Linked DNA regions of Homo sapiens: region 1 is linked to region 2. Evidence: read pairs that join two places in POLR2A ChIA-PET (ENCODE). Cell type or tissue: PC-3. All regions are shown on one strand. Region 1 overlaps ATM (ATM serine/threonine kinase). Region 2 overlaps DDX10 (DEAD-box helicase 10).

Region 1 (4,000 bases), 380 kb before region 2:
TATGCCTAAAATGTATGCACTTAGGAATGCTAAAAATTTAAATATGGTCTAAAGCAAATAAAAGCAAAGAGGAAAAACTTTGGACAGCGTAAAGACTAGAATAGTCTTTTAAAAAGAAAGCCAGTATATTGGTTTGAAATATAGAGATGTGTCCCAATTTCAAGTATTTTAATTGCACCTTAATGAAATTATCTATTTTCTATAGATTTTAGTACTATTGAATGTATTACTTTACTGTTACCTGAATTTATTATAAAGTGTTTTTGAATAAATAATTCTAAAAGCATATACTAAGACTCATTCACTTTATTCAAATATTTGTGTGTTCTGTGTGCCAGGCATGGGACTCGTTCTAAGGAGAAAGCAGTGAGCAAGGCAGGCATAGTCTGCCTATATAAAGCTCCCAATCTGAGGAGGATAGGCAACTGACCACGCAGTGTGAACCGGGGAGCCTATTGCACAACCAGTCTGATAATGCTGCATCTCAGTCTAAATATCCTAGTAGTGTTTCTTAGTCGCCTCCTGACGAAAAGGCAAATATGAATGTTCTTTCTTTGGGCCTAGAAAGTGATCTAGTTGACATTTCTAGCCTAAAAGATCTGTACTAGAATATGACAAGTGCAAAGATCCTGGTATCCTAAATGCAAAGTTTTTTACCTGTTTATCATATTTTTAAAATAAATTCAGTCCTCTGGAGTTTTAGTCTCTTTTGCCTAGATTTTAACAAAATGCATTTTGCATAAATATAGTGGAGTCAAAGTTTCCACAAAGATTATAATGACTCAGAATTTGGTAAGTAAGGAGATCTCATAATAGACATTATCCTCTGAAAAATCCCTTTGCCATTAAAAGTACAGCATACACAGTTTTATGTACAACAGTATGTAGAAATATATACTTTCATTGTGTATGATCCAAAAGCAGTGGTTCTTAACCAGGGGTGATTTTGCTGCCTCACTTGATATTTTCAAAATAAAGTTATTGTTATTTTGATGGGAACAAAATGGTATCATGTCTCATTTTAATTTGTACCTCACTAATTACTAGGGAGATTAAATGTTTTAGTATACACTTGTTAGTCAGTATGATTTTCTCTGATGAACTGCCTGTACGTATTCTTTGCTGATATTTCTACTGATCCTTTGTTGGTTATGTAACATCTTAGCTAACATCTTTTCCAATTCTGTAGCTTGTCTCTTCATTCTCTTAATGGAGTTTTTTTGGTTGACAGACATTTTTATTAGTGTTTTCATTAAGGTTAAATCTTTCAGGTAGGGATTTTCCCTTGTTCCTAATGTCACTCAGTTAAGTTTTAGTTTTCCTTGCAGAGATCTTGTATAGTTTTACTATGTTTATTCCTAAGCACTTTGTTTTTTTAAATGTTCTTATAAAGGACATTTTTTTCATAAGTTTTTCCTAATTATTACTGTTAGAATTAAAATTAGTTTTTACATATTGATTTTTCTATCCAGTAACCACAGTAAGCTCTTTTAATTCTTTCTAGAAATATATCTGGATTCTTTTGGATTTTCTATATATATAGTCATATCATCTATGAGTAATGTTTGGATTTTCTATGTATATAATCATATCATCTATGAATAATGTCAGAAATGGAATTGTTAGATCATATTCCAATCTATACTGTTTGCTTTTTTTTTTTCCTTGCCTCATTTTACTGGCTAGGACCTCTCTTTAGCACAATCATCAGTAGAATATTGGGACATTCTAGTCCTGTGCCTCATCTCAAAGATAAAAGTGTAAGTGTTTACCTTTAAATTTACTGTTTGCTGCAGGGTTTTGTTTTGTTTTTTTTTAATGTGTGTATTTCCCTTATCAGATTAAAGAAGTTCCTTTCTGTCCCTAGGCTGCTGTGAGGTTTTATTACAGATGGTGAATTTTAGCAGTTTATCTGCATTTATTGATGATGATTATTTTCCTTGAATCTGTTAATGTAGTGAACTACACTGTTTGATTTTCTAAGGTTAAATCATCTTATACTCCTAGTATAACCTCAACTGATCCATTTTATCTATTGCTTTATTTTGCTTGCAAACGTTTTGGTTAGTGTTTCCAAGTGGGATTTCCTTTCCAGCATTTCTTGAGAAACTTTTTGTTTTCCCAAATTTTGAATCCCAAGAAAAATCAGTAATAAAATCAGGAAAATAGGAAAGATATTATAATTCTCCGGTGAGAATTAAAGCTTAGCAATCAACATAGACACATTGCTGATTTGAAGGAATCCAGCAACACAAACAGCACTGAACACTGAGACATAGTATTAAAGGTTAAGGTCAGTATTCCCATACTGGGACAGAAACATAGGAGAGAAGTGGTCATGATCTTGCTTATTAGTTCTTGCCATGATATAAGTGTGTGTTCATAGCCGGTATACTACTAATGGTGAGTCACTTAAAAACACCCACACACACACAACAAAATTTACCATCTCGTTTTTAAGTATACGGTTCAGTAGCGATAAAATACATTTCCAGTGGTGTGCAACCAACCTCCAGCACTTCTTTAACCTTACAAAACTAAAATTCTATACCCATTAAACAACTCCCCACTCCTCTATTCAACCAGCCCCTGAGAACTACTGTTCTACCTTTTGTCTCTCTGCATTTGACATTCAAGGTACTGTACCTTTTATAAGTAGAATCATGCAATATTTGTCTCTTTGTGACTAGCTTATTTCACTTAGCATAATGTCCTCAAGGTTCGTCTATGTTGTAATATATTGCAGAATTTCCTTCCTTTTTAAGGCTGAATAATATTCCATTGTGTATGTGTATATACTGTATATATTTTATTTATCCATTCATCCATCAGTGGATACTAGAGTTGTCTCTACCCTTTGACTATTGTGAATATTGTCACTATTTACATGGGTATACAAATATGTCTTCAGAACTCTTTTTTCTTTATACCCAGAAACGGAATTGTTGGATCATATAGTCATTCTATTTTTAACTTTTTAAGGAGCCACCATACTGTTTTTCCACAGTGGCCGAACCATTTTACAACTCCACCATCAGTGCACAAGGGTTGCAATTTCTCAACATCCTTATCAACACTTATTTTCTGTTTTTATGTTTTGAGTAGCAGACATAATGGGTGTGGGTGACTCTTACAAGTAGAAGCATTGTATATTTTACACAAATCCTATAAATGGTATTCTAAGTTTTAGAAACAAAAAATGTCCTTCAATTGACGGTTTCAAAACCTGATTCTGTGTATTGTTGTTAACCTTGTTAGGAGATCGTAACGTTAGGTTACTTGAAAACTACCCAAAATGTTCCCTACTGTAGTGTTTGAATATTTAATATAAACTTATAACTCTTTGTAACACTAAATTTTATTCATTCATTCATTCATTCATTCATTCATTCATTCTGAGATGGAGTCCCGCTCTGTCGCCCAGGCTGGAGTGCAGCAGCACGATCTCGGCTCACTGCAACCTCTGCCTCCCAGGTTCAAGCGATTCCCCTGCCTCAGCCTCCCAAGTAGCTGGGACTACAGGTGCCCACCACCATGTCCAGCTAATTTTTGTATTTTTCATAGAGACAGGGTTTCACCATGTTGGCCAGGCTGGTCTCAAACTCCTGACCTCAGTGATATGCCCGCCTCAGCACCCCAAAGTGCTGGGATTACAGGCGTGAGCCACTGTGCCTGGCCAATAATTCTTATTTCTTAAACAGTGTTTTTAGATTTCCATGATTATGAGAGTTGCAAAGGTTTTAAGACAGAAAAAGGAAATTAGCTGTTTGCCAGATTTATTTTAAATCATTGCAGTGTAAAGCATCATGGACAAGTGGACTTCACAGGCATTTCAAAGATGAAAAGGACAAAAACACAGAAAATAATTGTGGTAAGTCAGTGCCATCTATGAAATGATACCAATTCTACAAAAACTCTTCATAATATTAGAATAACCCATTTTATGAAGCCAGCATACTCAAAACCAGACAGAGAATTACAAGAAAGATGCCGGGCACAC
Region 2 (4,000 bases):
GAATAATCACAGTGGTATTTATTTGAGGTGGTTTGTATTTGTCATATTCATATTACATATACTTTGAAAGTTGGATTTTTCCAATACCAAACCATAAACGTAGCCTAATATTTTTGCCATTGTGAACACCTTAGATTTTAACACCTTAGGAGATAAAGGAATATAAAGTGATTTGATTTTATATTCCTCGGAGATTAAATTCCTAGGAGATTTGATGCTAGATTTCGAGCCACTGCTATACAGTGAATGTCATTTGAGCTTCATTTTTCTCCTTTGGAGCCTGACATGTAATATGTGCTAAATAAATATTTGCTGAATTGAATTCTGCTAGCCAAGCTATAATGTTGGAAAATGTACCACTCTTTGTCATAAATTGGAAATGTGCTTTGTATATATGACCAGTGACTATTAGGAGTCTTTATTTCAGAAGGGAGAACTCTATAATGCATAAAATTTCTGCAAACCAAATGTGTGTTTAATTGTTTTCTACAGATGAACTAACAGCAAGACTGAGTGCTCATTAAAAATTTATGTCTTAATCCTAAGGCACAAACCTTACATAATTACTTGAATGCTTATCCTTGGTTGGATAAAAACTACTTAAAAATAACCACTGTTTTGTGATTTCACATTTGCTTAGTTTTAGATTAAAATAAATAACAGTCCTTTTAAAATAAAGATTGTTTATAAACATACAGACAAATCTACAGAATGCAGTCATCCATTCCAATGTAGATAAATGTTTACCAAAGGAAGCAACAGCATGGTACATATTATGTACGTATGTTGCTTACAAGGATTAATGAAACAAAAAATTTTGATAAGCATTAAAGATACTCTCAAATGGCCGTTCTCCCTCTGTCCATCGTGTTTTCATGGGTTACACATTTTATATATCATGAATGGAAAAGATTCTCTGTTCACGAATTCCTGGTTCAGAACAAAATAGGAAACTAAAGTAAGCATTTACGACATACAGTTCTTGTGGTGTATTTTTGTTTGATAATTGAAAAGCATCACGAAAAATTGCAAGTATTGGACACAATGGCAAATAAGCAAAAGTATTCTGAAATGAATCTAGAAATTTTTTTAGTGAAGTTTTATATTACATGAGTGAGTTTCATTTTTAATTTGGTGTTACTCTGAGCCACGTGGTACTTGCTTTAGTAGTATTTATAGGCTTAATCAATTTAAAATTTCTTAGGCTTTTCTTGAGATGCCTTAGGAATGTGAAGTGCTGAATACAGGGTCGGGTGTGTATATATAAAGTAACATATATTACATTTATTATTGGCTGTCTTTTCCCTTTAAAAAAGTGAATCCAAGATATTAATTTCCTGATTTATCTTTTGCATTTAGTGTTGACATCACCTCATTCATTAAAGAATTTGTTTCTAACAGTTTTGATGCTGATTTATGTTGCAACAAAGTAATAGGCTTTCTATAATGGCCTGTTTTCTGTTCAGATTTGATTCTGCTGTGTTGTCGGAAGTGAATCGTTTAGCTGAATGATTCATTTAACAGAATCATTTACTGTTTCTAGTATACAGTATAGATTCCAAAGGCCTAGCCTTTAATATGAGCTTCGCTTGCCCTCCGTCTGAGTTGTCTAAGTAGCATGAATTATTTCCCCATCAGTGTCCTCATAGTATTTATTCATTAATATGTTTGAGGGCAGTGCTTAATTTTTAAGGTTTATGTTGATAGTGTCAAGTTTAGAATCTACTGCCATAATCGAGTTTTCAGGTGGAATGAGGTTAATCCATTGGGGTTTAGGAAGAAAATATTAGAACTTGTTTTTATTTAATCCTTCATATTTTTCTGTGTATACTTGATTTTATGTATACTCACATTCATTTATTATAAATAAAGTATACATTGGGTGCATATTTAAAATGTTCCTATGAAAAGATGTAAGTGATTAAAAGCACTTGGAAATGAAATAGATGAGTAAGGGTCAAAACTAGAGTATAGCCTTAGGTATATGAGAGGAAGAATGGTAATTCAAGACACACTGTACATCTAGAATCTATGGGTGATAGAAGGAACAAAAAAGATTCTGTTTTCTTGTTCATAACTTTAGTTAGCCTGGGAAATCTATGAGAACGGAGAGCAAACCTTATTCACTATTCTATCCCTTGTGCTTAACTGGATGGGCAACCAGGAGCATAACAGTTAAAAACCAGAAAGTCAGAACATCAGAAAAGGTTGGATTTTCAGACTGATACATTTACATCTGTTTAATTTGAATATGCTAGCTCAAGTGAGCTCTCTTATATTTCCTGCCTTCACTATTTGAGGAAATCTGATTTTGTTGGCTGAATGTCATGACCCCTGACCCTGACACAACAGATGCTGTCGATGGGGAATAAATGTGGGACAGGAATGATTGTAGGCTGTGTAGTAATTATGGTACAAACTGCTGTGGTTTTGTAAGACCTGTTCTTGGCAGGAGATGTTGCTTTCCTTGGGGACTTAGAAAAACCTAGAGGTGTCCATGAGAGCCACAAAGAGAGAACGTGCTCTTAATCAACACTAAAGCAATGCATTCTGATAACACAAGCAAGAACACAAATCCTTCCTGCTAATAAAAGCATTTGCCCTGGAGAAAATCCTTGAAGTTACTTTTTATAGCTGCATGATTTTTTCTCTAACTTATGAGAGTCATGAATTTTATTGTGTACTCAAACTTTTAAAATATCTTTTTGGTTATGATTTGGCAAAGTAGGCCCCTGAGACAAATCTGGCCTATTGCCTGTGTTGTAAATAAAGTTTTATTGGAACACAGACATACTCATTTGTTTAGGGTTGCTTTCAGGCTACAACCACAGGATTGAGTAGTTGTGATAGACCATGTGGGCCATAAAGCCTAAAATATTGAACTGTCTAGCCCTTTATAGAAGAAAAATTGTGTACCTCTGAGGCTTTTGAGCTTGCAGATATTTTATGGATGGTTCTTTCTCTTTTCCCAGTTAGATGATTTTCAGATGATTACATGGAGAAGCTTACTTTTATGAGACAATATAGTGAAATGGTTCACAACGTTGGCTCTGGAGTAAAACTTAGAGTTCAAACCTTGCCTCAGCCATTTGTAAACTGTGTAACTTGGGAAATATTACTTCTTACTTTAGTTTTCCTCTTCTGGAAAATAAGACTAATAATAGTACTAGCTCAAAAAGTTGTTCTGAGAGTTAAAGTGAAGTGTTTAATGCATAACAGATGCTCAACAATTAAATATTAGGTGTTATAACTTGAGCCTTTTTCTTTCTCTCTCTCTCTCTTTCTTCCTCCCCCTTCCCTCTTTCCCTCTTTCCCTCTTTCCCTCTTTTTCTCTTTTTGTAAAGGAAAAGGTAAAAGGAAATATTCCAAAGTCATGTGTCATGTCAGCAGCTGAATCTTTCCTTATGCTTAGCTTCTGGCTATACTGATTGTGTTAGTGCTGCTACAGTTGTCTTTTTAAAAGATGTTTGTTGAAACCATAGGAATGTTAGTTTGCAGTAAACTTTATCTAATGTGATTTGTGTTGGTAAATTTGTATTTATTTTTCATACGTTGATTTAGTGAAATTCAACTTGAGGTTGTCATTAGATTGCTTATGGTGTCCTGTATGATTCTTATATGGAAAAGAATTTACTAGTGCTGTGAGACCACATACATTTGGATGTCAAGCTCACGGAGATCAAATGGCATTCTTGGGTTTAATCAGATTGCAAACACAATGGAGTTTATAGTTGCCTAGAGAATAAGGCCACTGAATAGATCAGAGCTAAATTTAAATTGACCCTCTATTTTCACTCAAGTTAATTTACTCCACTTAGCTATTTATTTAGCTTTTAGGTTGCTCCATGCATTTGGATTTGTCTGTTGATTTAAGATATTGTGGACTTTACCTGATCTTTGGTTTATATACTACTAACCTAGTAACTTTGTTTCTGTAATGTCTTTGTGGGTCAGCTGTTAAAGCTGAAAGTGTGCTAGAGCTGTGTATAATTTTCCGCAG

The links. ChIA-PET counts read pairs that join two places held together with the same protein. Peaks named below come from ENCODE experiments on the same cell type or tissue, not always from the same donor. Only the 100,000 strongest peaks of a DNase experiment are listed, where the experiment ranks them.
Region 1: POLR2A ChIA-PET joins it to region 2 with 8 read pairs; 1 of 35 experiments calls an interaction of 5 or more read pairs at or near these places.

What each region holds. Positions count from the first base shown.
Region 1 is chr11:108,368,815-108,372,814 of GRCh38, forward strand. ATM (ATM serine/threonine kinase) reads left to right here. Exons shown (of 63, transcript NM_000051.4): 63 at 1-288. It also overlaps a transcript of C11orf65 not described here. Among named protein-coding and RNA genes, the nearest start is that of C11orf65, 97 kb to the right of the region's middle. In PC-3, no CTCF peak of the experiment used is centred here; DNase peaks (open chromatin) are centred at 1,717 and 2,367; H3K4me3 peaks cover 331 bases; H3K27ac peaks cover 2,641 bases.
Region 2 is chr11:108,752,673-108,756,672 of GRCh38, forward strand. All of the region lies in intron 13 of DDX10 (DEAD-box helicase 10), which reads left to right. The region is part of intron 2 of LOC124902750 (a long non-coding RNA gene); the gene reads right to left. Among named protein-coding and RNA genes, the nearest start is that of DDX10, 90 kb to the left of the region's middle. In PC-3, no CTCF peak of the experiment used is centred here; no DNase peak of the experiment used is centred here.